Linked DNA regions of Mus musculus: regions 1, 2, 3, 4, 6 and 7 are each linked to region 5. Evidence: chromatin loops called from intact Hi-C (ENCODE). Cell type or tissue: heart. All regions are shown on one strand.

Region 1 (4,000 bases), 170 kb before region 5:
GTCTGTCCTGGAACTGTGTAGTCCAAGCAGGCCTTGGCCAGTCTGTCCTCTTGCCTCAGTCTCCCCAGTAGCTAGGGTGACAGGCCTGCACCGTTACTTTCAGGTTTTCCAAAGTCAGGGATTGGCAAGCAAAGCAGCGGCATCAGGCGGTACAGCCATTTCCGGGGGATCGCACGCCCTCTTCTGAACGCCTGGGGTACTGCATGGATGGGATGCATTTGCATAGGTTTTATGATGACTTCAAGTCAGAGTAATTAAGAGGCCAGAAAGAATATGAGGGAAAAACACCCTCTCCATGTTCTCTCCCCAAACCCAAGGCGTGGGTATTTAAAAGACTTTAATCCCTGCAGAGGCAGGAAGATCTGAGTTTGAGGCCAGCCTGGTCTACAGAAGAGTTCCCTGACTGCTGGGGCAGCATAGAGAAACTTTCTTTGTCTTGGGAAAAAAGCAAAAAACACAAGAGAATGTTATATGTAAAACAAGACAATTTTATATGTATGGGTATTTTGCCTGCGTGTATGTAAATATATGTAAATATAGGAAGTATGATCCCGAGGAACTGGAGTGGCAGATGGCCGAGATCCATCATGTTGGTGCTGGGAATCGAACCCTGGTCCTCTGGAAGAAAGCCAGTGGTCCTAACAGCTGAGCCATCTCTCCAGGCCTCACCCTCCATTTTTTTTAAGAATCTGGAAATGGAGCTCAGCCTATGAGGTCCCTTCCATGCCCAGCACTACATGAACCCTTGGTGGTGGCTCACACGGGTGACCCCAGCACTCAGGCAGAGGCTGTAGGGTCAGCAGTTCGAGGCTAGCACCCCTGTGCATGCTCTGCAGGCTACCCCTAAGCCCCAGATCCTGACACTTGGAATCAATAGGGATGACCGTCCTGCCCCAGTCTCGGTCTCACCCAAGGTGGCGGCAGATGGTCGGTGGCGGGTCGCGATGCTGGTGGGGAGGGCTGCCACGCGCCTCGCGCCTCGTTGCCAGGACACCTAAGCTGTTTGTTTGGCAACACCGGGCGTTCCCACTCCTGCTCAGTTCGCAGGGTGGGGATGTGGAGTGTGTGACAGCATCGACGTGGGGCTCAGTGGCTCCACCCAGCCACGCCGCCCCTGCCTCATCCCCCCAAGTGGTTTAGCCCACCCGCACCCCGTGCCGCCCAGCCAGCCAGAGCGGGCGGGCCGGCAGAGAAGGAAGTGAGCTGAGTGGAGAGAGGGAAGGGGAGGGAGAAAGTGGAGGGGGAGGGCGGAGGTGAGCCACGGAGGGGAAGGGATGAAAGAGGGGAAGGGAGAGGGGAAGAGGAGGTGAGGGGAAGAGGCATACTGAGAGGGAGAGACAAGGGGTGGTGAGGGATGGAGAGGGGTAAGGGGAGGGGCGTCCGTCGGGGCTGCGGCCTCAGTTTCTTCCTGCGCCAGCTCTGGTCCCCCCTGGCCCTGACGAGCCCCCAACATTTGTCACCACACAGATACCACCACCACCACCATCACCAGGATGCCAGACGTGAAAGAGAGGGCGGCCCGGAAGGAGCCCGGCGCGGCAGAGAGCGCCTCCCGTGAATCCCGCGGGGGAAACACCCGGGAGAGCGCGAGCAGCGCCCAGGGGCACCGATCGTGTAGGTTCAACCGTCGCCCGAGCACGGCCGCCCTCACCCCAGGGTCCGCGCAGGGGCGCGGGGTAAAGACGGCGCCACGAGGTCCCGTGGGCCACGGAGGACTGCGGACTGGCCCGACCTCCCGGTGTCCCCAGCCCTCCGCCCGAGCGAAGCTCCCCTCGGTCACGCGTGGGGCACCGCTTCCGCCATCCCCGGGAAAGGGCCACCTCGGCGGGACCCCGAGCTCGCACAGGCTAGGTATCTGCTTGAGGCAGGGTCCCCCAAGTGCGGGGACTGCAGGTCCGGACCTCCCTCCCCCTCGTTTCAAATGCTCCCGCACAAGCGTTGCCATGGATTTCCTGTGACGCTGGACAGTTAGTCTCTCCTCTGTGGCCACGCGGGGTCGCTGCTGCTTAACGCTGTGACTTGAGACAAGATCCAGGTGTACCCGGAGGGGTGGGGTGGGGTGGGTTGGGTTCGGGCTGGGGTTGTGTATCCAAATAGGAACCTGGCCTGTGGGGTTCAAGGTCAGGGCGTGCTGGTGCTGCTGGTTTGGAAACAGTTCTTACAATGGCTGTTGCATCCATAGGTACAGTGACTCCTGAGTATACAATCAAATTCCTTTTGTAAAAATTTGGAACTGTGTATAACACGTTGGCTTTGTTGTGTTGCAGTTTTCTTTTTTTAGGGGGGCAATCTGAATTTTTAAGAATTGTAGCCACACTTAAATCTCTACTCTTTAAGCCCTCCTTGTTCCGGAGTGCTCTGGGCGGAACTGGCTGCTTCTTGCAGTTGGAGAGTTTCTTGAGGAGTGGCTGTAGCTTTGAAGGTTTCCTTTCACCTCGGATTTGTTTACGGATCTGATTGTGTCATGCCAGCCATTTCGGCTGGGATAATGAAGGACTGCACAGATGCTGGGAAGAGCAGGGTCCGGTCACCTTTGTTTTTATAAAAAGGTTTATTTTTCTTTGTGTGAGTGGGTGTTTTGTCTACAGGTATGTCTGTGCACCGTGTGTGTTCAGGGCCAGAAGAGATGTCGGGCGCCCTGAAACTGGAGTTACAGATGCTTGTGAGCCAAGGGTAACCCAGCTCTTAGGAAAGGGCAGCAAGTGGCTTAACCACTTGGCCATCTGTCCAGCCTGTAGTTTATGCTTTTATAACCCAGCCAAGGACTCTAGATTTTCTATCAAAGTCCAGTCAATTTTCTCACCATGAAATATTTTCAATTTGTTGAAACGTAAAACCCAGAGACTTCCTCCATTTTTAATTTTCTCTGTGTGTGTGTGTTTTTTTCCTTTTTCCTTACTGTCTGAGGATACAGGCATGACTCTAAATACTTCTGTCATGTTTCCTTCTGAGAAAGACAGTGCTGTCCTATGGGATCTCTACAGTTATTTTCTTTTGCCGGGCAGTGGTGGCACAAGCCTTTAATCCCAGCACTTGGGAGGCAGAGGCAGGCAGACTTCTGAGTTTGAGGCCAGCCTGGTCTACAGAGTGAGTTTCAGGACAGTCAGGGCTACACAGAGAAACCCTGTCTCGAAAAACAAACAAAACAAAACAAAACAAAACAAAACATTGTGCCTTTTCAGGCCTGTGAGGCAGCTCAGCAGCTAAGCTCCCCCGACCCCACCAACCTGATGACTGAGCCGATGCCCAGGCAGCCATGAGAAGGTAGAAGGAGGGAACCTTCCTCGAGCCTCCCAATGCAAACTGGTGTGCAATACTAATAACCTTCTTGATTATTTTATGTATACGAGCACACTATCATTGACACACCAAAAGAGGGCATCAGATCCCATCGTAGATGGCTGTGAGCCACCATGTGGTTGCTGGGAATTGAACTCAGGACCTCTGGAAGAGCAGACAGTGCTCTTAACCGCTGAGCCATCTCTCCAGCCCTGACAGCTTTATCTTTGAATCCGCTTCATTTTGTGCCTGCCTGAACTTTAGCCTTCACTGTGTTGGACTGCCCTGAGCATTTCTAGCACGCCCTTGGGGAAGTACAAGTGACTGGCTGAGTGGACTCAGATATAACCCCGGGGGCCTTCAGACGAGTGACCCTGAGGAGATTCAGACATGTGTGGGTTGATAACTGTCCACCAGAACTTCTTCTAATTACAGGTATGACGGAGAGAGTCCATGACGCTTCCAAGCTTGATTGTCAGTTGGAAGAAAGGAGTTTATCTTCAAGCAGGTATTGGCTTTTACAGTTTCTGTATGTGACTTCCTGATGTCGTTATTCAGCACCGAAGGATTCTGGGGGCTGGGGAGGTGACTCTGTGGGCTGACACTTGTTGCCAGGCCTGACAACCTGAGTTTAATTACATGTGCCCTCACCAATAAACAGATAAATATTAAAAATAAACTCGGCACGCTCACACCTGTAATCTCAGCACTTGGGAAACAG
Region 2 (4,000 bases), 260 kb before region 5:
GGTGGCTCCAAGAGGCCCATGGGCATCACTCCCAGGGCAAAGGTCGCAGGAGAGCTGCCCTTCCCTCTCCTGGAAGGTGCCCGCTGGGCATGGCACACACTGCTCCGTCTGGCCGTGGTAATACGTTCCCTGCGGGCAGCTGACTGAGGGAGAGTCGGCCGCGCTAGCCACCCCCCCATCTCCCACCACCCAGGCCTAAGACTCCCCTTCCCGCTCCTCCAGCCATGGGAGATCTATTAGGGAACGAACAGAACCCTGCTTGGAGAGATAGGGATGTCAAATCTGAGTGCAGGAGAACTGCCGGCCCTGCCTAGTGTCCGAGGTTCAGCCTGGGACCAGAGAAAGGAGGCCCGTGGGCAGGAGGGGCTTCGCCACCTCACGTTTTGAGAGCTTCACCTGAGACAAGGGGTCCTGTTCTGCTCTGAGCCAGGGCCAAGTTGGGCCTCCCCCACTCCCCACACCTTTGCTTCCCGGCAAGCTCCCTTACCACACTTGGTGCCTGCTCGGTGCTGCCCAGGTCGGCAGACCTCCACCAGCTCTGCTCGGTCCCCAGCTCCCAGGCCTGGCTTGTGGGCTAGCTCATAGTCAAGGCCTGCCAGACGCAGCAGGAACCGGTCTTGGTTGATGGACTTTCTGAGCATCTTCAGGGACCCTTTCAGCCTCCGTTCCATCCGCTGTCGGAGGCAAGGCAGCCCACAGCCAGCTGGTAATGGATGGTTGTGCGAGTCAGAGAATGAGGAGAGAGAGGTCAGAGCAGAAGGCAGCCGACAGGGGCAGCCCTGGAGTTTGCTGCTCGCCATTACACAGGCCCAGAGTTGAGGTGCCCCCTTCCCTTGGCTTGTCCCTTTTGGATCCAGGCTATGTGCCCTCCTCTTTGGCCCTCCACCCAACAATGTCCCTAGGCCCACCTGTCGTTTCTTCTGCTCTGACCTCAGCTTCCAATTCCAGGGTGAGCCGGGTAACCTCCTTGCCTGGGGGGGTCCGGGCCCGCCTGCCCTTGCCCTTCCGAGAAGAGTCACACTTAAGGTGGATGAAAGTGACCAGGCAGTCAGAGCAGGGGACACTACCTGGAAACAGAGGCCGTGTCAACCTCGAACTGTAGCTTCCACTGAAGACAAGTTCTCTCTTCTGACTCTCCTATTTCTCCATCCGCCCCAGACATCCCTACCCCCAACCCTCTTCTCGGTAGGAGGGAATGACGGGGACTTCCAGGGCCTTAGCCTACAACAGCTTCCCCATTCTATCCACAGCCCAGGGTGCAGGTGAATCCATGACAGAACTAGGCAGAGGGGCTGAGAGGTGGGGAGAGCCTGGTGGGGCCAGGGAGGGAGGTCCAAACCTGGCCCCAGGATCCTGCTGGCCTCCTCGGCTTTGCCTTTGTTTCGCAGATGCAGGCGACATTTGGCATCCTTGATCTTGAAGGAGGCTCTCTGCTTGACTGGCAGCACTGCAGCCTCTAGAGGGAGAAGAGAAGCTCAGCACAGCTCCAGGGCCTGGGGACCCTGGGGACGGCCTGCTCTGGGAGGTGGCTCCGAGCTCAGCAGTAAGGTTTAGCTAGAGAGTGGGATCAGGAAAGCCAAGGGTAACAGATAGGAGGGGTAAGATAGGAGGAGCTTGGCAGCAAAGCTGGAGAGTTAGAGAGTAACAAGGGAGGTAGAGGGTGAGTCGGCCAGGGATGAGGAGAACTGTGGGGGCAGAGAAGAGGAGGACTCTGGGCAGGTGCTCACCATGGCAGGAGCTGGAGACGGTGCTGTTCCCAGAGTGGATCACTCGGGCTGGAGCAGCTTTAGGGCTCGGGGTACCACAGCTCACGGTGAAACCGTTCTCTGACTCTGAAAGAAGGGGCTTATCACAGCTCTGACCCACCTCTCAACCCCCAATGGTTGGAGGAACCCCGGGGGAACAGAGGCACTGCTGAACAGCCAGTCTGCCCTCCCTTCTCCCCAGAACCCCGTCTCTCTCACATACCTGGCAAGAACCGGGCCCGGGAGGGACAGGTCAGGGCACAAGTATCCTTCTTGCCCGAGCGATTGCAGCTAAGCATGGCTTTTGAGGCTCCAAGACTGCTCTGACACTTCACTGGCTCTAGGAAGGGAAGCAAGGTCTGAGAATATGAACATGCCTTGTCTTCCTGCCCTCAGAGAGTTAATGCGGAAAGGGGGACTAGTTACATGCCCAAGGAGACCTGCACATTTTAAACCCAGCAGGCTCCCCCTCACACCTTCCCCTGAAACAGCATTGTTATGTCTGGCCAGCAGAGGGCGCCACACACCTGTGCAATCCTTCCCGTTCCAGTGAAGGCGGCCCTGGCCTGCTGGGCAGGTACACTGATAGCTGCCTGGGGTGTTGATGCAGCCAAAGCGGCAGCCTCCCTTATTGATGCTACATTCGTCCACATCTGTGGGAGGAGTCAGAGATCAGATTGCCAGTACCCTTATAGAGATTACTGTGCATTTACAAATCTTGTCAGGAAGGTAGGTCTCACGTTAACATTCTCATAAACAAAGTAAAAGGTTCTCTGGCCTGTGAGGAGCTCAAAGTTCTCTCCCTTCTCTACATCCCCAGTCATAGTTGCCATTGAGCAGGGGCCAATCCAACCAGACCAAGGTTTCAGAACTTTCCTCTCTTACTGTCTCATTGGGCTAGAGACTGAGAGGGTGGGTCTCTGGGAACAGCGATGGGGAATGCAAGGTAGAATTAGGAGGCAGAGTCTGTGCCACCTGCCATCGCAACCCTCGAGAAGTGAAGGCTGGAGGTTTGGAGTTCGAGGTCACCACTGGCTGTGTGTGTGTGTGTGTGTGTGTGTGTGTGTGTGTGTGTGTGTGTGCAGCTATCCTGGGCTACGTGAAACCCTCAAGCATCTTGCTGCCAGGATGCTGCTCTCTGGTATCCTGTCTCCCAGCTGGTCTTTGGAAGGTGCCTTCTATTTTATCTTGTTGGATGTAGACAAGAACCATCCAAGGATTTCTCATTACAAGCACAGCCATTTGGAGTGTGAAGAGTCGAGGGCTGGGGTGTCTGGGAAGCAGGCAGGTGTAGGTGTGATCTTGCTGGCTTACCCCCGCAGTGAGTGACACCATATAGAAGGTAGCCACGATGACAGAGACACTGGAAGCTCCCCGGGGTGTTGACACACATGTGGTCACAGGTTCGGTCGAAGGAGCACTCATCTATATCTGGAACAGCAAGGATTCGAACCACTGAGTCTGTCTCGGGGCACCTGGTCCATGCTCAGGTGATGGGCTCTGATGCTGAAAGACCTTGGCCTAACTCCAGATCTGAGCACGCACAACTCCCTCTGTACCCTTTGTCTGGGGTTTGGGGCTTTTGTTGTTTTTCTGAGACAGGGTCTCTCTGTATAGCCCTGGCCATCCTGGAACGCACCAGGCTGGCCTCAGACCCAGAGATCTGCCTGTCTCTGCCTTCCAAGTGCAGGGATTAAAAGTGCACCACCAGAATTGCCAGGGTCTGGAACCTGTGCATGTGGAACCTAGTTGCAGCAGGCCACACTTGGGAAAACCTGGATTGTGGTGAAAGCTTGCTCACCCCTTGCCAAGCTGTGTATTTCAGCATGGAGCTGGCCTGCAAGAAGGAAGGACTACCGTTGTCTGTCTGCGGCATAGCCCTGCCTACAGAGACGCTTGGAATACAGCATCCCTGACACTCGCCCCCTTGGCCGGAGCCGGCTCACCCTGGCAGCTCCTTTCGTTGATGAGAAGCTTGTAGCCCTTCTTGCAGCTGCACTCGAAGCTGCCCACTGTGTTGCGGCAGATGTGGTCACAGCCCCCGTTGTTTAAGCGGCACTCGTCTATATCTGGGGACGAAGGACAGCATTGAAGGCTAGGGGCAAAGGAGCCCAGATCTCTTCCTCACAGAGACAAGGAAAATCAAGGAGGGCCCTGGCTTGGCCCTTTTAACTTGGCTGTCACCTTCTGTCTCCATGTCTTCCCTGTTTAGGATATCTGGCCATTACTAACACCATCTCTCCTGAAGCCAAGTC
Region 3 (4,000 bases), 60 kb before region 5:
TTACGGGAAGAACGGACATAGGGAGGCAGAGGTGTTCCTAACAGCCTGCTGGGTGCCTGAGCAGCCATGGAAACAACCTGCAGAGAAGAACCCTAGGTGAGGGAGAAAGCGCCTGCACACTGCACCTGAGACAATGCTAACATAAACAGGAGGATGCGGCTGACTGCGAGGAAACAAGCTGATCTAAAGATGGGCAAAGGACAGGGAAACGTCTTTACAGATAGAGCCTCACACTGCTCAGAATGACCTGAACCCCCGACCACTCCGCTTCTGCCTCCCACCCACTTGAAGCTGGGATACCGGGCTATTTTATTCTTACAAATGGTCAATGGGGAGATGAAAAACTACCCTGTGTCACTAAGTCTTAAGGAAATGCAAACTCAAACCTACTTGACTTTACTGCGTGTCTGTCAGAACAGTCACTGCAAAAGAGACGAAAGGTAGGAGCTGTTAAGGGCGTCAAGCACGGCCTCGACACTGCTGTTGGGAATGTGAACTCAGCCTCACAGAAAGCAACACGGGTGTGCCATGATCCAGCAACCACTACCTTGTACAAACATCTACCCAAAGCAATGACCGGAGAGCGTTGAGCATGCCCACACTTAGGACTGTGTTATAGTAGCTAATCGGCAGGAGGGTCCTTTAACTGGTGAGCAGGAAAAGAAAGTAGACTATTACTCACTCTTGAAAAGGAAGGGAAATCCCATCATTTGCAACAGAAGAAACGAATCTGGAGGACCATTCACTGAAAGCAATGTGCCAGGCACAAGCACTGAACAGATCCACTCAGATGCAGTGTCTGAAGTGTTACTGGGAGGGAGGAGCTTTGTGAGTCCTTCTACAACACGTACATTTCGAGACACTGGAAATGCACTTCATACTTCCACGTGCTCCATACTTGGCAGTTAAGTGAGTTAACAGGAAATGGAAAGTGTGAGACATCTGTGATTTGACACTGGTGTCATTGACAAACAAGGTGAAGAAGGCCAGACAGTAAGCCTGAAGCACATGCTGACCCTGTCCACCATGAAGCCTTGATCCCTCTACTCCTCCCATTTCCAAAACCAGCTTGCCTAAGTGTACTTGATGATAACAGGAGGATGGAAAGGAAATGACGTGGAAAATCAAGGAGAGAGGGGGGCTCCTACAAGGGAGTCTAGTATAAAACATCCCATTAGCATCTAAAAGCGAGTCACAAGCCAGGTCAATGAGAGACTGGAAGCAACAGTTAGGCAGCGCTTGGCACCCCTTCAGAGTGCTTTTGGTTCTTACAGAAATGCCATAAGGGAGATGGGAAGTAGCATGAAGCAGCCTTGCTAGCTCAGCAACCCAACAGGCGCTGTCTACCTCCTACAATACCAAGGGCAACAGCCCCCAGCAGGACTGCAGCGGTGATTACACCAGCATCACACTCCCTCAAAACCCCAGCAGTTGACAAGGACATGGCGCACCCCCAGCCTCCCCAGCCATTTTTCTCTGACCTAAAGATTTTGGGGTCCAGGGAACAGACCAAGCAAATGAACTCCACTAGATCATAGACCTATAATCTCCCTGTTTGGATTTTAGCTCTGGACAGGATGGCAGCCACATCCTCTCCACCCAACGCTCTTCCTTTTTGGCAGCTCAAGAAAAGAGCTATTTACAAATCCTGGTCTTCCTCCCTGCGGCTGTCCTCAAGCAGCAAGTCCTGAAGGCTGCTCACCCACAAACACAGCGAGTCTAATGGAGGTGGGGGCGGGGCTCTAAGACAGTCCAGAACATTCCTATACATAGTTTCGGGAGGTTCTGCTAAGCCGCACTTCCTGCCCTGACCAGCAGGATAAACCTAAGCTGACTCTCTGCAACCTTGGAGCAGTCTAGCATATTAGCATCCTTGGGACAGCTTTAGGATTAGGTTAGGGGTCTAGGCTCTGTCCACAGCAGCTGCTCCTACTACGCGGCAGGCACGCTATTTGAACCACTTGCTCACATGGTGGCTTCAAGACTTTCATCACTCAACATTTCCAGAAACTTGAGCCAGATTCACAACCTACTGTGTATCAAAGCCGTTTGCTGTTGAAGCAGCCTTCTCCTATGCCACGGAAGCACCTACATTTAGACAGGGCCTCTGAAAACCTTGAAGATGGCAAGGGAGTACAGGAAGGCGTGGACCATCTCTGGCTCTGAACCTCACCTCGGAGCTTCTTCGCCCTTGTTTCCCACAGCACAGTCACACCTGCAAGCTGAGCAGGGTCTGCAGGGCAGATTGGACTGGATTGGACTTTGTGAACACAACACATCACATTTGGTGAGTGAGGTCTGCCCAGCAAGTCCTGGTCAGGGGGCTGCTCACATGTGTTAACATGTGAAGCATGGCCCTGCACAGAAGGCATGCTAGGAGCTGGAAAGGTCCTTATGAAAGTCTTCATTTAGTGTGAACATGAGTGCATGCATGCACAGGCTCACGTACTTGGTTACACACAGGGAGACCAGAGTCCCAGAGCAGGTCTTCCTCTCTTGCTCTTCATATGGATTGGACCAGGGATTTACGGGTTCAGTTGGGCTGTTTGGCCAGTGAGTCCCTAGGGCCTGTCTTCGCACCCCAGGTTCCAGGTGTGCACCACCACTCCCAGATTTGATGTGATGCTGGGGACTGGAACTCAGGTCCCTGTCCTTGCACACAAGGGTTTTACCCACTGGGTCATCTTCCTAGAAGAAGCCTTCATCTCCAAGGGGCGGATCCTGCCCCATGGCCCACTTGGCCTTCCACAACCAACAGGAAGCTGCCAGATTAGTTTTCGGAGACACAATGACTCCAGTCAGGAGCTGCAGATCTGGGGGGTTTCTGCCCTGTACCAAGATACAGAGTATCTCTGACAAGCTCTCCTAGCCTCTGCACAGTGTCCAATCAGCTTCTTAGCCTTAGATGTACACAGTTACAAATGACAGACAGGGATCCTGGGCACCAAGGAAAGCTTGGGTATGGGAAGGCAACACTAAACACAGAAGCAACTCCTGAGGTGACCTCACTCTCAGCCTGGCCTCTCCAGGAGACACATTACTCTCAATGCTCAAACCATACAGTGCTTTTAGACACCCAAGATCTCAAACTTGACCCCCACGCCTTCTCAGGAAGAACACTGGAGGACACACTGTTCTACAGAACACGTGGGCGGTGAGAAAAGGGAAGATGGGTGGCCGGGAAAGCAGGCCCAGGGACTCAGCCGGCTGGGGAATATCTGCAGGACACAGTGACATCAATCTGCCTGGGACGCAGGGAAACTCTTAAGGGATTTAACAAGTATAGCCGTGGTTTTAGAAGTAAATTCAGAAAACCAAGAGGTCATTAATAAGTTATATGTGAAGAAGAAATGGGATTGTTGTATCCTAAGTGGCTCCACAGATGAACTACTGTGACAGCCACAGTGACACAATCCAACAATGACCACCAGCGCAACATCTGCAGGAACCAAGACTACTAAGTGAAGCCAAACTTTAAGGATAGTGGAACAGGCCAGAGTAACTCGGATTCTCAGGACCCATGCAAAAGCCAGGCCTGGTGGCATGCACCTCTGATCCCAGGTGGGAGACAGGATCCCTGGAACCCAGGCTCAATCCGTGAGCTCCCGGGTCAGTGAGGGAACTTGTCTCACCGGTCCTCACAAATTGGGAGTCACAGGAGGAGAAAGAGGGAGAGGGAGGGGACAGAGGGCCATGACAGCAGTGACTGCTACTGTAGGGGAAAAACAGCAGACACAAGAGGACTGGCAGGCGGGCACTGTTCTGGACGGGAGCAGAGGACCGAGGACTTGCTACCTGCCTGGCTAGAGGAGCTTTAGTAAAGACTGAAATGTAAGTCTGGTTGCATGGGCAAGAAAGACAGTGCCCCACGTCACCTCTGCACACCTATACCCAACACAGCTTAGGAGAGGAGGGGGCCCAAGGGCAGACCCACCCCACACCGACAGGCAGGCTTCTGGGGGGCAATGGCTACCTGGAAACTCCTGGTGCTCTTCTCGGC
Region 4 (4,000 bases), 52 kb after region 5:
CAGGTTACATGACACCCTGTCTTAAAAAACAAAAACAAAAAACAAAAACAAAGGCTCCAGGGTGTCTCATTACCATTGTATGCTCACTGGAGGTACAGGGCACACAGGGGAAGCTCCAGAGTAAGGAAGCTGGTTCTGTCTGTGCCTTTATCTTCTGGAAAAGTCACTTAGCTTTGCTAAGCTTGCTTCCTCCGTCAAGAGCGGGGTAGACGCCAGTCATACGCCTTTAACCCCAGCACTTAGGGGGCAGAGGCTGGAGAATCTCCGGGACTTTGAGACCAGCCTGGTCTAGATACAAGTTTCAGGACACCAAGACTACACATACTGAGACCTTGTCTCAAAAGGAAGGAAGGGGGGAAGGAGGGAGGGATGGAAAGAAAAAAAAAAGAGGAGGAGAGTGGGAGTAGAGGGAGGCATCGGACTACAGCAAGGGTCCTTCACTTATTCCAGGACGCTCTGAGAGACATTCAGATGTGTGCCCTCGTCACCCCCACACAAACTGCTATAGAAAAATTGCCTAAAGCCAGGCATGGTGTCCACTGCCAACCACTCCAGCACTCAGGAGGCTAAGGCAGGAAGCACAGTAACTCCAGCTACAAAGTAAGGGAGGCACTGCCTCAAGAGAGAGACAGAAGGACCGACCGACAGACAGACAGACAGACAGACAGACAGACAGACAGCAAGAGACAAAGAAAAGGTCAGCAGAAAGGCTCAACAGGGCAAAGTGTTTGCCTCACAAGTCTGATGACCTGGGTTTGATCCCCAGAACACATTGTGAAAGTGGAACTAGACAATGACTCCCCAGAGTTGCCCTGCAACCTCCACTAGCACACTGTGGCACTTCTGCACCTCTCTGAACGCACACAAAACAACACACACATACCCAATAAGAACAATTAGCCACACAAGTTGTAACCCCCAAAATGCCCGGTGTCCTACTGGGCGCTCTGTGAGGCTCTTAAATAAATCTTTCAATATAAAAACACATGGAGTCTTCTAATTTATCACTGTCTCACCACATGGTCCAAGTTGGCTGGGAACTCTACTGTAGGCTGGCCTTAAAACCCCACTCCTCCTACCTCAGCCTCCAAATGCTAGGACCTCGGGGGTGTGTGCACCACAGCAGCCTAGATAGTCTTTGACGTATCTACTACTACTATCTAGTTTGAAAGAGATAAACGTTGAAGAGGAAGTGCCCAGACTCCAGGAGCCGGCCCTTCAGTCATGCACATAACAGTTAATCAAACAAGGTATCTGAATCTAGCTAATAAATGTCTAAGATCACATAAGCCAATGTCAGCCAGGCAACGGGGGACACCACGTCAGGGACAGAGGCTCACACAAGCCCTGGTGTTCCATGTTGACTGGCAACACTCACACACACCTCTTGAAAACCACTAGTCACTGTGCTGCCAAACTCTGGATCACTAGAGCCTCTGAGACAACCTAAATTAACAACCATCACCAAGCTAGAATAAGCAGCGAAAACCAACTGCAAAGCTAGCTCCCAATTTTCGCAGCCACCCATTCTAACAAGCTGCATCATCACGCAGAGACCAGGAGTCCTTCAGATATAGCTGAAAAGTGTCTTGCCAGCTAACCCGTCATGCCCCAAATACAGAGCGACAGGACAGCTTAACAGGAGGCCACAAAGCACAAGTGGACACTGGCTGTCAAACAAACCTCCATGGCATCTTAAAGGGAAGGCTGCTGAAACTTTATCCCCCACCTCCGCTGACCTTTCTCCAATCCGTCTGTGTACGGAGAAGAAAGCGGACCCAGAAAGGAGGGAGGTCCGAAAGGACGACCAGCCTCGGGTGAAGGGTTTATATCTTTTCAAGAGTGATGCAACAGGGTCAGACAGAAGAGGAGGAGCTCGCCTCACAGAAGGAGAAAGCCGGCGTCGGCGCTGCAATCGAAGGGGACCTGGGTAATCCAGCACGGAGCGGCAAAGCCAGAAATGAACCGGCGCTGGGCGGCTCGGCAGGCGGGAAGAGGCCTCCAGGGCTGGCCTGCCAGGTTCCGTGCGGGTCTGGAAGGTACGGCCAGGAAAGGGCTGGGTGACCCGCGCCGAGGAAGGAGGCGGCGACGGGGGTGGGGAGGAAGGTGGCCCGGGCGAGGGAGTAATGCAGCGCCGACAACGGCCCGCAAGAGTTGAATCGCGCCTGCAGGGAGCCGCTCGCCCAGAGCGGCCGGAGGGAGGTCGGAGGGCTCGGAAAAGGACCGAGTACGCGGGGTGGCGCTCTCACCGGGACAGATGCTTCAAGATCTGCTTCTTAATGATCCCGGCCATGCTGCAGCCCGGGCCCGCGTGGAATGCAGGCAGACGGGCAGCCGTGGCCTCCTCAGTTGTGGAAAAGAGGCGTCCTCTCACCTCGCCGCGGCGCGGGCACCGGCTGCCGTAGCCACAGTGGCCGCCATGGCTCTCTGTCGCCCCTAACTCAGCGCCAGGAGTTCCGCCGCGTTCCCACCCGCCCGTGCGGCGCCGCAGGATCCCGCGGAGCAGAACCCAGACCGCACGCCACCCTCCGGGATCCCCGTGGCGAGAGCGCACGGCGAGGGGCGGGGACGCGCGCGGCGGCACAGGCGCAAGGGATGAGGGGCGGGGCGGCGGGAGCTCAGAGGCATAGGGGGCGGGGCAACTGCGCGGGGCGGGGCTTACACGCTCAGAGGCGGGGCTCACTCTTCCAGAAGGTAGATGGTGGCATTCGCCTTTACTCCGAACTCTCCAGAGCCAGAGGCAAGCAAATATAGGACCTTGAGACCAACCCTGTCTACATGGGGACTACCAAGACAGGGTTACATTAAGAGACCTTGTCTCTTCTGAGTTCGAGGCCAGCCTGGTCTACAAAGTGAGTTCCATGACAGCCAGGGCTATACAGAGAAACGCTGTCTCGAAAAACCACAAAAAAAAAAAAAGACCCAAGAAATCTAACCTTTAATGCTTCCAGTTTCAAGAAAAATATCTGCAGTTATTAAGCTGCTAAATACATAAGGCCTCCGTGATAAAGTGCTCGCCAAGCCTTGGGCCACTCCATTAAACACAGATGGAGGCTCCTTCCACTCTTCACTGTATCCAGGAGATACTCAGATACCATCTGACCAAAGCTACAAAACTGGGGCAAGGGCTGAATCCTGTTTCCATGCATGACAATGGCTCAGTGCAGGATCTCATTTCCCAATGCACCATTCTGACAAACTGCTGAGGTCAAAACGCCGAACAACCACAGCAAACCTAACCAACATACTTTGCTTAAAGCCCCCTTTAGGAAATTTAAATGTCTATTGATCATTAGTACATGACTCAATATACTTAACTGCCTTTTGAAAAGGGAGCAATGGAAATGAGAGCCAATGTCTTTAATTCTCGCTATTTCGTGTGGTTTTGCTTTCTTGGTAAGTTTGGCGGGAGTAGGAATTAATTACATCAAGCAAATGAGGTAAGTACTCCACTCAGACGCACCGCCCCCCAAAGACGGAGTGTTTTTATTTATCTGTGCATTCCTATGTGAGTGTGAATGTCATGTGCCCACAGAGACCAGAAGCTGTCAGATTCTTTGGCACTGGAGTTACAAGTAGTTGTGAGCCACTTGGTGTGGGTGCTGAGCACTGCACCTAAGCCCTCTAGAGCAGCACTTAGCAGGGAGCCATCTCTCCAGTCCCCAGGTCTTTTAAGTTTACTCTTGGAGCCCAGCGTGGTGGCGCAAGCCTTTAATCCCAGCACTCTGGAGGCAAAGGCAGGCGGATTTCTGAGTTTGAGGCCAGCCTGGTCTACAAAGTGAGTTCCAGGACAGCCAGGGCTACAAAGAGAACCCCTGTCTCGAAAAACCACCAAAAAAAAGTTTACTCTTGGTTGAGATTGAGACAAGGTATCCAGATATAGCCCTAGATGGCCCAGGGATTGCTATGTAGATAGACCAGGATGTGGCCAAAGTGGCAGCCATCCTCCTGTCTCTGCCTCCTGAGCGCCAAAAAATGTGGCTGTTCACACCACACCTGG
Region 5 (4,000 bases):
GCCTGTGGAGCAGAATCAGCAAATTCCAGGTTTGGTAAGAGACAGTCTCAAAGAAGATGGAGAGCAGTTGAGCAAGACACCAAATGTCAAGCCTTCACCATGCAGGCTTGCATGCATGCATGCACACGCACACAGAGATCATTCTACAATCAGTAATTTTCAACAAATCTATTCAACAAATCTTGAGTACCACCTATAAGCCAGTATTGTTCAAGACACTGGGTGCAGCCAACAGAATTGGGGTTTTCTTCCCCCAAAGGATCGTGCTTTTTAAAATCTTCCTGAAAAAAAAAAAATATGGGTTGAGACTCAGTACTGAATAACTGTTTATTAAAGCGGTGGGCTTCCTGGGTCCAAGCTCTCCAAACTCACTCAAACTGAAAGTGCATGAACCTATAAGGAACAGAAGCTAAGAAAACCACTTCTAAATGAACTTCCACTTCTCAAAAGCCTCAAAACAAGGAAGGAAAAGAAAACAGCTAAGAAAGCATTGCTGAACCAACACATTTTATGCACTCTGACAGAGCATTCTAATCCTCCCTCCCTCTTGTAAGCTACAAAGAGTGACCCCTCCCTCCCGAAGCCTTGCAGCCCGGGATTCAAGTGTCTAAAAGATCTCAGAAAGTTGAACGCACCTCAGCTCCCTGAGCAAGCCTTGGTTTCTTTCCGATTAAGTCTCAGGGGGGAAATGAGCAGATGCCACTTGGACGAACCCAGCCAAAGTGACAACGACAAACTGAGCTTCAGGCGCAAGAGGGGCTCAAAGTCTGAACACCTCGTGCGTGATCAATGCAGAAGCAATTTTAAAAACAAACAAAAGCCGGGTTCCGCACAGCCCGGTGGAACGTTCTAAGCTCGTTGGGGAAGGAAGCCGAGAATGTGCTCTAGGGGAGTCGCGAGGCTCTGCACGGCGTGGGAGTCCCTGCAGGATGTGAGAGGGATTCCGCGAATTCGGTCTGCTCTGAAGCGGCTTTTGTGAGAAGCGACAGCTGGCACCTCACGGCGGGCGAGGGTGACGCCGAGCTGTGCCATGCGGCGCGGGCTGCCACCTGGGCACTCCCCCCATTCTCCGCAGCGGCGACGCCAGACACGAGAGCCCGGCCTGCGCCGCGCGCGCCCCAGGAACCGTGACCTCTCGGGGGAGCCCTCGCAGTCCAGGCTGCGAGCCCCGGCGCGCGCACTCACCTCAGCAGACTGGAGAGCGGGTGGCTAGAAGAACCGAGGCCGCCGCCCCCGGAGCCGCCGCCGCTGCCTGAGCCGCCGCCGCCGCCGCCGAAGCCGGAGGAGAGCCGCTTCCCGGACAGCAGCTTCTCCACGGCCGGGAGGTGCCCGGTGCGGGCCGCCTCCAGCAGCTCCTGCTCCTTCCCCATCCCCAGGACCGCCACCCCTCGGACCTCAACCCGGAGCCTTGCAGAGCCTGCTCCGGCTCCGAAACTTTCCGTCTCCGGGCAACGCACCCCTCAAACCGGCCGGGGACGCCACCCCCTCTCCCCCCGCCTCCTCGGCCTCCCCCACTCCCTGGCGGCGCGTCACTTCCGGGATCCGGCGTCACGCGTCACCGCGCCCCCGCGCCCCGCCCCCTTGCCCACCTAGTGGGCGGGGCTCGGCGCCGCCGTGCAGGTGAGCCCGCTTGGCGGAGGGGAGCCTCGGTGTGCGGAGCCGAGCCTGGCGCAGGCGCGGTCTACGCCTAGCGGACCCGCCCATTCGCCAGGTGGCGGAGATCGGAGGCGGCACGCCTGCAGGAGCTTCCCGAACTGCTCGCCTTCCCAAAGGTTTGGGACCTCATGGCACTGGAAATGCGGTCATTGTTCCTGGCACCGTAGAAACAAAAGAAAAGGGGGTAACGCGTACCTCTGTTTTCAACTCCATTCAAAACGCATAGATTCAATACGGGATAGGCGCGGAGATCTAGAACCAGACTTGAAAAATCCCTCCCTCTGGTGCCTCCTGGAGGGAAGACCTGAGAGTTTTACTTCTGCAGTTAGACTGGCATTGTGGCAACTGCCATTTGTCCCAGCAGTCGAGAAGCAGAAGCCGCTGGCTGCATCGCTGTGAGTTTAAGGTCAGCCTGATCTACAAAGCAAGTTACGGGCTAGCCAAGGCTACATAGTGAGACCCTCTCTCCAGAAAAAAAAAGGTGGGGGGGGGGGAGGGAGTACGGGGGTGGCTGGAGAGGTGGTTCCCTGTTAAGAGCACTGGTTGCTCTGCCAGAGAATCTAGGTTTGATTCCCATCACTTGTGGCGCCTCACAGCAGTCTGTAACTCCAGCTCCAGCGGATGTAACACCTTTTGCTGGCCTCCCAGGGTACCACGAACGCATGTGGAGCTCAGACTTACATGCAAAACACCCATACACATGAAAAAAAAATGTAAGAACTCTTAACAGACACTATCCTCGCACTCCATCCTACTAACTCTTCAGAAAAAGTCAGAAGAGACCTTCTTTCTCTTAGTTGTCATGAGAGACATTTTAAAAGTCAGATTTGGGGAACCATTTCCAATTTTTAATATTGGTGGACTAAGGAGGGAAATGTAATTGGGAAAGGATGACTTTTTTTTTTTTTTCTGTTTTTCCCTCACAACACTAGCCTGTTCTGACGCGAGGCAGGTGGCCAATATTTGAAGTGTTAAATGAAACCATTGGATACTTTCTGTTGGCGTTAGAGATGCTTGCGAAACAGAAGGGAAACTTCCCTGGTGGACACAAGCCGGTGGTCTTAGTTCTTTGGGAAATCCGAGGTTAGGTCGCTGCCGGAAGCTGCTCAGTCCACGGCAACAACAAGCAGCGGGACCGAGTTCTCTCCCTGTTCCCCGACTTTGGGCTGAAGGAGTAAAGTTAAAGAAGGGTTAATTGGCATTACATTCCCAGGAAGGAGAAGAAAAAGAAGGAAAAAGAAGTCTCTCGGGAAACGAATTACGCTCTTTCAAAAACGCTTCTGCCCTGAAGCGGAGGATCTAGACTTCTACATTTCTTTCACATTAAAACAAATTCCGTTTATATGAATCCCCTGGGCAACCAACGCGCTTCTGGAAGTGACCCCTCCCAGGATCCGTGGGCGTGACGTCATCGCGGCGCGACGACGAGCCCTCAGCTCCAGCTCCGCTCCACAGCTCCTTCTCCCGGCGGTGCTGCCATCGCCTCTGACCCCCTGCTCTCGCGATGGACAACCTCGGGGAGTCGCCCACAGACAAAGGCGGGGAGCCAGGGGAGTCAGAGGAGACGAGGGCTACTCCTGGGGCTTTGGTGGCAGCCGACACTGAGGGAATCCCGGAGGAAACCGACAGGGATGGAGACGCGGACTTGAAAGAAGCCGCGGCGGAGGAAAGCGAGGTAGGTGGAAGTTGGTGGATAACGCTGCAGGACTACCCGGGTGCGCTCCTGACTGCTTTCTTCCAAAGCCAGGGAACTAGAATTCCCCCACGACTGTTTGTGAGTCTGCAACCTTGAGGGGCAGGAGAGGGAACGGGAAGGTGTAGGTGCTGTTAGAGCCCTATTCAGGCCTGCTTGTACTCCAGCTCCTTTTGGGGGAAGGCTGAGGAGGAAGGTGGAGGAGACAAGAAGATAAAAGACGAGGAGAAAATGGTTAAGGACAAATAAATTTGAAAATCTGAAGCACAAAGGTTAGAAACACGCGTAGATCAATAGTGGAAAGTAAGTTAGAAAGGCTGTCAGATAGATAATGCCTTCTCTCCCCCTCTCCATATTTCTGTATGAGTTTAAATATGAATTCCTTCCTTCCTTTCTCTCTTTCTCTCTCTCCCTCTCTTTCTTTCTTCTCCTCCTCCTCCTTCTTCTTTCTCCTCCTCCTTCTCCTTCTCTTCTTCCCCTTCTTCCTCTTCTTCCTCCTCCTCCTTCGAGACAGGGTAGCCCTGGCTAACCTGGAACTCAGGTTCTATAGACCACACTGGCTTCGAATTCAGAGATCCCCTTGCCTCTGACTTCCAAGTGTTAGTATCAAAGGCATGTGCCACCACTTCCCGACATACCTTTCATTTTAAA
Region 6 (4,000 bases), 260 kb before region 5:
AGGAGCCAGAGCCCAGACTGTACCATCTTCTCCATCGGCACCTCCACATGGAAATGACCGTAGTGAGGCCAGTGGCAGTCCTCGAAGGATCACTGAAGGCACAGGGTGGGCAGCTAACGTCCAGGCTCTGGTCGGCTTTCTCCTAATTACCTCAGGCTTGGGGACTGGCTGGGTCAATGACACAAATAGAGGCAGAGGCTAAAGAGGCACCGAGGTGCTGCTGAGGATATCAGGGCCTGCTTGACATTTGTCACTCCGTGCTTGGAGCACATGTGGAAATGGCTTCCCACGCTGGGACTCAGTTCACAGCAGGTCTTGCACTGGGATGGATGAGGCGCCGGGGTTACATGACCTCGTAAGCACCATAGCCCACAGAGAAGCTTCTAGGTCAGCTCACGAAGGGTTCCTGTTCACACCATCTTCCCATCCCCCCTTCTCCTGGAAACCTCTTTTGTCTAACCTGTGCAGTCCTAGAAAGTCCCTGAGTTCTTAACTCCTCCTTCAGCCCACTCAGCTCCCAGAGTGAGGCGCTCAGGGCCAATATCCCCTGTAAGTTCGTAACAGCTCTGCCTGGATTCCTTGCTGCCAACTTGGTTGGCAGTAGAAAGCCCTTGCTTGATCTCCTCCATCCATCTTGATATCAGCTAAGTCTAGTGGCCTACTCTCTCCGTACGATAGATCTCATGTGCTGCCCCATCAGCCATAGAACAAATGATTAGAGGAAGTGTCCGTGTATGTATGGTGAGATGGGGGTTGGGGGGTGGGGTGGGGGAGTGCGGAGAAGCCACGCCCTAAAGGCATACATTGGGAGGCACTCTCACTTTGTGGCTTTCCAGGAGCTGGCAAAATGTTAGGGAGAAAGGACTCGTGACTCAGGCTGTTCTATGGCACTTCTGGGGACCCACTAAATGCCCATTCGCCCCTCTTGCATGAAACCATTCAACAGCTTTGCAATAGCTCTCTGACCCCACCCGACCCTCACCCCCACCGTGTTGGCTAAGGCATCCAGGAAGCGAGCTTCGCCTGCTGCTGGCTGGTGTGTGTGGGGATCAGACTATTTGATAGTTGAATCTCTTGGCAGTTACCTAAAGTTGGACCTGAGGAGTCATTGGTGGATGTCCAGGACTAAGCCTCGGGGAACAAGAAGGAACAATTGGAGACTTTACAGGCAGCATCTAGGTTAAGGGTGGAGCATATGCAGAGCCCGGGCTCAGGCACAGACACCATTCTTCTTTTGAAAGACAGTAGTTGAATCAGGCTTGAAGTCAGCTCCAAGAGGCAGGTGGCAGGTCTCAGGCACACGTCTGGTTCCTGTCCTTCCCCCGCTTCATACACGGAGAACTGTCCAATTCCAGGCTGCTCCAGCCCTCTCTGGCTGTCTTGGGAGCCTGCGCTGGCCATCCATAGAGTTTATCCCGATCCCCTCCCATGCCGTGTCAGGGGAGAGCATGAAGATAGGGAAAGACAGGTTGTCCCTACTCGCACAAGATTCTGACCAAGTCCATCTGCTTCTGTTACCATGAATCCACAGAGAGACACAAGGCAGGCAGGATCAGCTCAGTCAGGAAGCCTCCTCCTCCTGCTTCATCAAGTTACCAGAGCTAGTCTCCTGTGCTTGGGGCACCTCTGAGGGATAGCCCTAGCTCTGCGCTGCTGAGGGCTCTGAAGTTCTGTGTGGCCTCAGGGAGGACTGAGACATATGAGCCGCTCCGGCACTTAAGGCTCCCGACAGACAGACTGCTGTTTCTCCAGCCTCAGCACACCCCTCTCTCCTAGGCAGCTATAAATAGGGTTATTCTGAGAGGAAAAAGAAACAAACAAAAAAACAATCCCCCCTCCCTCTAGACGACATAGAAAGACTCAAAATGATTGCACTTCTCAGATGTGGAGAGGGTGGACAGGCGGCTTGCCAAGGGCACTCACACTTGTTCCTCCTGCTGCCCACAGCCCGAGGCTAGAGGTAGGTAGCTCCAGGCTGGCTGCAGAGTGGGGTCCTCTTTGGTGGAACCCACAAGCCACCTGGGGCTACAAGGGAAAACACCCGTGGAGCAAGGTCTAGGCTTGGAAAGTCAACAGCCCAGCTTCTTTAAGGACAGCGCTTACCAGGGGGTGGGTAGGCCTCCCCCAGGGAGCCCTTAGGTGGGGTGAGGGCACGGCCGGGGGCGGGGGGTACTGGCAAGAAAAGGGTTAGTGTTTGAGGCTGGCTTCCACTTGTTCTGTAGGAAGTTCCTTTAGGTGACACATTTTCTTTCTTTCTGTTTTGGGCAATGTTTTAAAAACCCGCTTTCTGTCCTGCAGAGCTATCTGAGAGCTTTATATGTCCAGGGCCCCTGCCTGCTCCTCGCCCTTACCCGGCAGGGGTTTGCTATCCCATTGGTATGGATCACTTGTAAACCCTATGGAGTCAGCCCCGGCCAGATGAGAGCAAGCTCTACAGATGAGAACGCCAACTGTGTGGGCACCCCGGGCTTAAACTCTGTGCCCCAGCAGCCTGATGCTGGCACAAAGCTGCTATGTCCAAGGCTTCTTTGGCAGGACTCTGGGCTGTGAAGACCCACTCTGGGGAGCACGGGGGCTGTGGAGGGGGTGTTTTGGCTCCTGGCTAGCAAGGCACCATGCTATAACGGCAGAGGAATAGAGGGTGTCTATTCCTTCACCTCTGGGGGGAACAGAGACGCACTGAATGACTTCCAGGAGAGAGACAGAACGAAGACAAGGTAACTAGAAAGGCCGAAAGGGAGAGCGCCTGGTGTGGTGATATCTCTCCTTCAAGAGAGACAGTTTCTTGTCTGAGGTTGGGGTGCCAACTCTGAGGGCCAGGGAGGTGGGAGCTCTGAACTGGGTCTCGGGCCCACAGGCACTATTTGTAAGGCCTCAGGAAGCTGGAGACTTTGGAGCGCAGTAGCTTGATGAAGGATTTTGGCAGCATCTCCTTGTGTTTCTCTGTGTACTTGAAGTAGTTTTGAGGGTGGGCCAGGACCTCAAAGAAGGCCTTGATAAGCTTCTTGTCCTGCAGGAGATGGCAGGTGGCAGTTGTCAGCTTCAGTGGCATGTGGGGGAGAGGAATACTCAGCAGCCCCTCTTCCTGTCTAACAGCAGCTCACACTGAGCATGCTCAGAGGGCCTCCCCCTGCTCCTTTGGAACCCCAAAGCTCAGTTAGCCACAGGTCTAGGCCTCCGCTGCTCAGGCTGGGCCTGTGGGGCATCCTTGACTCCGTAGTGTCTCAGCTACAGCCAGCTGTTGACTCTGCCTTCAGCGTATGCCCAGCATCTGTCTGAGCAGCTTGCCAGCCCACAGCTGCCACGCGGAGTGACACCACCATAAACTCTCACCTGGGCTATTCCAATGGCTGGTCTATTCCTTTCCTTTGTGATACTAGGCCCTCAGACACAATAGCCTAGTATTCTTCTTTTGTTTTCCTCCTAGATTTACTTATTTTATGTGAATTTCACCTGTGTGTATGTGTGTGCACCACATGCATGCCTGGTGCTTGAGGAGGTCAGAATTGTGTTAGATTCCCTGGAACTGGAGTTATGGATGGTTATGAGTCACTGTGTGGGCACTGGGAACTGAGCCCAGTTCCTCTGCAAGAAGTAACAGATGTTCTTAACTACTGAGCCAACTCTCCAGCACCTAGGCCACTCCAGTGTCAGCAATTTTATTATTGCTATAATCGAATTCTATTATACCCTATTACTCTGCAATAGCAATTCTATTATTGAGCACTCTTGTTACTTGAGATAGAGTCTCTCTAAGTTGCTCAAACTGGCTTTGGACTTGCTTTGTAGCTCCAACTGACCCACAACACACCATCCTCCTGCCTCAGCCTTTTGAATAACTAGTCCGAGAGGTGTGAGCCACTGGGCCTGGGATTGATCTCTGTGTTTCTATCCTTGGCCCACCATAGCGTTCCCTCCTCACGGCAGCCACAGTGGGGCGCTCAGTTAGTCTGCTTCATGTTTGGAACCCATTTTCTGCTCTCTGGTTTTCATTTCCTGT
Region 7 (4,000 bases), 69 kb after region 5:
GTCTTCCTCACAGATGGCTGGAAAACAGAAAGGTCATGGCCAACACAGAGAAAAAAAATCACCAAACTAAAAAGGTTTCCCGCTTTGCCTCTGGGTGGGAAGCCTAGCTAAGACACTGAAATACCTTTTATACACTGCCTTCAGTACACATCTTTCCTGGACTTACAAACTATCCCAGAGGCCAGCATACTGGGGCCTACCCATCAAACATTTGCTTTTGAGCACTGGCAGACACATAGATCCTTGCCTCTTGGCCTCCCTCACTACTCAGTACCAGGAACAGAACTCAGAGCTTCTGTAGTTTAGGCATGTGCTCTACCAACTGGGTTATACATCTGCCTGGCAGCTTCATTTATTTACTGTCTATGGCTTCTGTCTACAATGACTTTTAGTATTATAAAGACTTTTTAGTATTATAAAGACTCCATATTTACAAATCTAAAACAGTTTGCTACTTTAAGAAAAAGCATGCGTATGGCTGATCTGAATCCTGGTACTATTTCAATGTCCTCATGTTTCTCTTTTTTTTTTTTTTTTTTTGGTTTTTCGAGACAGGGTTTCTCTGTATAGCCCTGGCTGTCCTGGAACTCACTTTGTAGACCAGGCTGGCCTCGAACTCAGAAATCCGTCTGCCTCTGCCTCCCAAGTGCTGGGATTAAAGGCGTGCGCCACCACGCCCAGCGTCCTCATGTTTCTCATGGGAAAACAGCAGCTTAAATATATTTAAGCCACACTATTAGGAGAATACAGTACTATAGGCTGGTCGGAGTGATGCAGGCCTTGAATCCCAGGCATGGAGGCAGCAGGACAGCCTGTTCTACATAAGTTCTAGGCCACCCAGGGCTACATAATGAAACCCTTTCCAAAAATAAATAAGCCAAGGAAGTGGTGGCACATAACTTTACTCCGTGCACTCAGAAGGCAGAAAGCAAGCAGCTCTCTGTGAGTTCGAAGTCAGCCTGGTTTACAAATTATTCCAGAAGATCTGTCTTGTTTCCTCAGGAGATTGGGGGGGGGGGGGGCAGATAAATAGATTATTTAAAACTATTAAAACCATAAAAACCAAATTTTGTTGTTGCTAAAGGTTGTTTTGATTTGCTTTTTTTTGAGGTAGGGTCTCCCACCATAGCCTTAAACTCACAGCAATGCTCCATCTCAGTGTACTAGGAAGACAGGCGCCAGGCCCTAACTTTGTTGCTGGGCCTTGTGGCTGCTACACACGGGGCAACACTAATCACATATCTCAGTTATTCCTCCTGATGATCAATAGTTAATGAGGTTCTCACAGGAGCTGAGAATGGAGCTGTACACTAAGACATTTCTTTCCATTTTAACCAGGCATTTGAATAATGTGACATAATCAAATCTGCAAGTTTGTAGGAACACACTCCTGGTTTGTTTGTTTTTTGTTTTGTTGGGCTTTTTTTGGAGGGTGGGGCGAGTTATTTTGACAAGGTCTCAATATGTATCCTTAACTGACCTGGAATTTGCCATCTTCCTGGCTCAGCCTCTCAAGTATTGACATTACAGGTACATGCAGTTTCTGTATACGCAAATGCTTTCCATCTTCAAGCTTGCTTAAAGTTTTATCATTCTGCAAATACCTTCAAATTGCAAAGACCTCACAAAAAGGGTGGGAAAAAACACCCGCTTCCTAATTACTTTCTAAGAAAGGTTGTCATAAAATTTCCAGGAGACTGTAATGCACACACCTGGACCTAAAGAAAAAGAATTTTGCATACAAGGCGTTTTAGGATTATAAAAAAGACCCGCCACTTACAGAATCGTGGGTAAGATACGTATCACAGTAGTCACAATAAAACCTGAAATGACAAAAGAAAACGTCAGCAATTAACAGCTGTCCAAACAAACAGACCCAAAACCCAACTTCCTCGGATTGTAAGTCAAACAAAGCGTCCTGACAGAATGCGAGGCTTCTGAGCGAGGGTCCGCGCCCACTCTGCCAGGATGGCCGGAGAGCCTGGGTCTCCACCCGCCATCCCTCGGAGGGGCTCGCCTTCCCCTCGGAACGTCCAGAACCCGAGGCCGCCGCCCTGCACCTTCACCAGGACCCAACTGACCACCGCAAGTCCGCTTGCTCCCAGGGCCACACTCACTTGGGCATGATGCTCCACAAGCCGTTGGCTACCCCGATCCCCGCCGCCAGGAACTGACGCACACAGGCTGCGCCGACGCGAGCAAAGGATGCAGACAGGAGGGGTAGGACTTCCGCTTCCGGCCTCTGCCCTACGGATGCTGTGGGTGCCTCTGAGGTTCAATCCGCGCTCACTTATTCAGGATTAGTTACTCCGTCTAGGAAGTGCGTAATTTAGTACTATCAACAAAAGGTTCCAAAACCCTGAGTCAGCAGTTCCTACGCTGCGAATCATTAATCCAGCTTCTCAAATTGTGGTGACCCCCCCAACCAGAAATTATTCTTGTCGCTATTTCATAACTGTAATTTTGCCACTCGTATGACTAGTAATGCAAATTATCGGTGTTTTCTGATGGTCTTAGGAGAAACCTGTGAACGGGTTGTTCGACCCGCAAAAGGTGTCACGACCACTGCTCTAGTATGTACCCAGCTCTTCTGTAAATGAGAAGTGAAAAAGGCAGAACCAAATCAGGTAAAAGTTCTCATTCTCCAAGACCTGATTAGCAGTAAGCTGAAATCGATCAGTGGCTGAGGGATCAAAGTCCTATGCTGGGGAAATGAAGCGGGGAAGAGCGCAGCTGAACATCAAGGAAGACAAAGAAAATGTAGAAGACGATCACTGAGAAATTGATCATTGTATTTGAGCAATTAAGACAGACGTGAATTGTAGGGACACACTCCTGGGTGAGTGGGGCGGGTCTCAAGTTTTAAACCCTGTCTCCCTGCTTCCTTCCTAGCTGTGCAATTTACTCTCTCTGAGCTTCAGTTTCCTTATCTGAAAAGTAAAGGTAATAACTTGTGCAGTTTAAGGAAGAATCAAATGTAAAAATGCTGGAAAGTAGCTGGAGAATTGGTGTAGCGATTAAGCATTTGTTGCTCTTGGAACAATCTAAGTTCGATCACCAACACTCCCCCGTGGTGACTCCCACCTGTCTGCAGCTCAAGTCTCAGGGTGTCTGATGGATCTTTTTTAATCCACTCCCAGCACTAGGCACATACATGGTGCACTTACAAACTAAACACCCATATACATACAATAATACAAAAATGAATTTAAGCCGGGCAGTGGTGGCGCACGCCTTTAATCCCAGCACTTGGGAGGCAGAGGCAGGCAGATTTCTGAGTTCAAGGCCAGCCTGGTCTACAGAGTGAGTTCCAGGACAGCCAGGGCTACACAGGGAAACCTTGTCTAAAATAAAACAAAATATAAAAAAAATTTAAATGTAAAGCTCATAGGGCATTTAGCGAAAGGTCTATGCACTTAGGCCACCATAAATGGTAGTGATTCTATAGACGTTGTTAGCAGTACATTGCCAACTAACAGGTCAAACTTAGAGTCTGTTCTCTCAAACAAAGTGGATTGCCTTTTAACTTGAACTCCAAAGAATGAGAGAGGAGGGAGGAGTCATACTGCTGTCTCTCTCTCTCTCTCTCTCTCTCACACACACACACACACACACACACACACTTGGGGGGGCAGGGAGAGAGAGAGAGAGAGAGAGAGAGAGAGAGTCAGAAAAGTTACTATCCCTAGGCTGGTTTGCAAAATTCAATTCAAATGTGATATCACTTGAAAGCAGTGATTTTCATTGTCACCTTCAGATAACTTTGGTCCTTATTAGTTCCTTAAATAACCTAGACCTTTGGCGGGGTGGTTAATCGTAGCACTCAGGAGGCAGAGGCAGGCAGATCTCTGATTGAGGTCAGGCTGATGTACAGAGTGAGGTCCAGAACAATCAGGAATACACAGACAAACCCTGTCTCAAAAAATAAATTAAAGCCGGGCGTGGTGGCTGTATTAGTCAGGGTTCTCTAGAGTCACAGAACTTATGGACAGTCTCTAGA

Evidence for each region. A loop is a pair of places that touch in the nucleus more often than their neighbours do. Peaks named below come from ENCODE experiments on the same cell type or tissue, not always from the same donor. Only the 100,000 strongest peaks of a DNase experiment are listed, where the experiment ranks them.
Region 1: it touches region 5 in a loop (7-fold over the local background); 20 of 42 quality-filtered maps call a loop at or near these places.
Region 2: it touches region 5 in a loop (2.4-fold over the local background); 5 of 42 quality-filtered maps call a loop at or near these places.
Region 3: a loop joins it to region 5, with 3 times the contacts of the local background. A loop is called at or near these places in 9 of 42 quality-filtered maps.
Region 4: a loop joins it to region 5, with 2.0 times the contacts of the local background. A loop is called at or near these places in 19 of 42 quality-filtered maps.
Region 6: it touches region 5 in a loop (2.8-fold over the local background); 5 of 42 quality-filtered maps call a loop at or near these places.
Region 7: it touches region 5 in a loop (8-fold over the local background); 20 of 42 quality-filtered maps call a loop at or near these places.

Annotation. Positions count from the first base shown.
Region 1 is chr17:28,077,773-28,081,772 of GRCm38, reverse strand. It overlaps Tcp11 (t-complex protein 11), which reads left to right and starts at 1,134. Exons shown (of 10, transcript NM_001085555.1): 1 at 1,134-1,198; 2 at 1,468-1,614; 3 at 3,715-3,787. The coding sequence starts at 1,494. In heart, CTCF peaks have their summits at 192 (motif pointing left) and 1,981; DNase peaks (open chromatin) are centred at 1,142 and 1,972; H3K4me3 peaks cover 1,562 bases; H3K27ac peaks cover 1,219 bases.
Region 2 is chr17:28,162,130-28,166,129 of GRCm38, reverse strand. Scube3 (signal peptide, CUB domain, EGF-like 3) reads right to left here. Exons shown (of 22, transcript NM_001004366.2): 8 at 3,692-3,814; 9 at 3,060-3,176; 10 at 2,273-2,398; 11 at 1,969-2,085; 12 at 1,728-1,832; 13 at 1,340-1,456; 14 at 909-1,067; 15 at 488-703; 16 at 1-143. Among named protein-coding and RNA genes, the nearest start is that of Zfp523, 13 kb to the left of the region's middle. In heart, a CTCF peak has its summit at 2,253 (motif pointing right); a DNase peak (open chromatin) is centred at 2,249; H3K27ac peaks cover 452 bases; H3K27me3 peaks cover 3,404 bases.
Region 3 is chr17:27,967,304-27,971,303 of GRCm38, reverse strand. All of the region lies in intron 1 of Anks1 (ankyrin repeat and SAM domain containing 1), which reads right to left. Among named protein-coding and RNA genes, the nearest start is that of Gm35290, 38 kb to the left of the region's middle. In heart, a CTCF peak has its summit at 1,808; DNase peaks (open chromatin) are centred at 1,693, 2,693, 3,133 and 3,632; H3K27ac peaks cover 1,474 bases.
Region 4 is chr17:27,855,044-27,859,043 of GRCm38, reverse strand. Uhrf1bp1 (UHRF1 (ICBP90) binding protein 1) reads right to left here and starts at 2,537. Exons shown (of 21, transcript NM_001080769.1): 1 at 2,250-2,537. The coding sequence starts at 2,293. In heart, a CTCF peak has its summit at 2,236; DNase peaks (open chromatin) are centred at 1,893 and 2,573; H3K4me3 peaks cover 2,979 bases; H3K27ac peaks cover 2,671 bases.
Region 5 is chr17:27,906,832-27,910,831 of GRCm38, reverse strand. Taf11 (TATA-box binding protein associated factor 11) reads left to right here and starts at 3,088. Exons shown (of 5, transcript NM_001379368.1): 1 at 3,088-3,331. The coding sequence starts at 3,161. Anks1 (ankyrin repeat and SAM domain containing 1) reads right to left here and starts at 1,526. Exons shown (of 25, transcript NM_181413.4): 1 at 1,186-1,526. The coding sequence starts at 1,370. In heart, CTCF peaks have their summits at 1,942 (motif pointing left) and 3,122; DNase peaks (open chromatin) are centred at 621, 1,511 and 3,121; H3K4me3 peaks cover 4,000 bases; H3K27ac peaks cover 3,420 bases.
Region 6 is chr17:28,170,206-28,174,205 of GRCm38, reverse strand. It overlaps Scube3 (signal peptide, CUB domain, EGF-like 3), which reads right to left. Exons shown (of 22, transcript NM_001004366.2): 22 at 1-3,010. The coding sequence ends at 2,861. Among named protein-coding and RNA genes, the nearest start is that of Zfp523, 5.0 kb to the left of the region's middle. In heart, no CTCF peak of the experiment used is centred here; no DNase peak of the experiment used is centred here; H3K27ac peaks cover 1,064 bases; H3K27me3 peaks cover 373 bases.
Region 7 is chr17:27,838,287-27,842,286 of GRCm38, reverse strand. It overlaps Snrpc (U1 small nuclear ribonucleoprotein C), which reads right to left and starts at 2,200. Exons shown (of 6, transcript NM_011432.2): 1 at 2,118-2,200; 2 at 1,781-1,823; 3 at 1-17. The coding sequence starts at 2,125. In heart, a CTCF peak has its summit at 2,173; a DNase peak (open chromatin) is centred at 2,216; H3K4me3 peaks cover 2,008 bases; H3K27ac peaks cover 1,239 bases.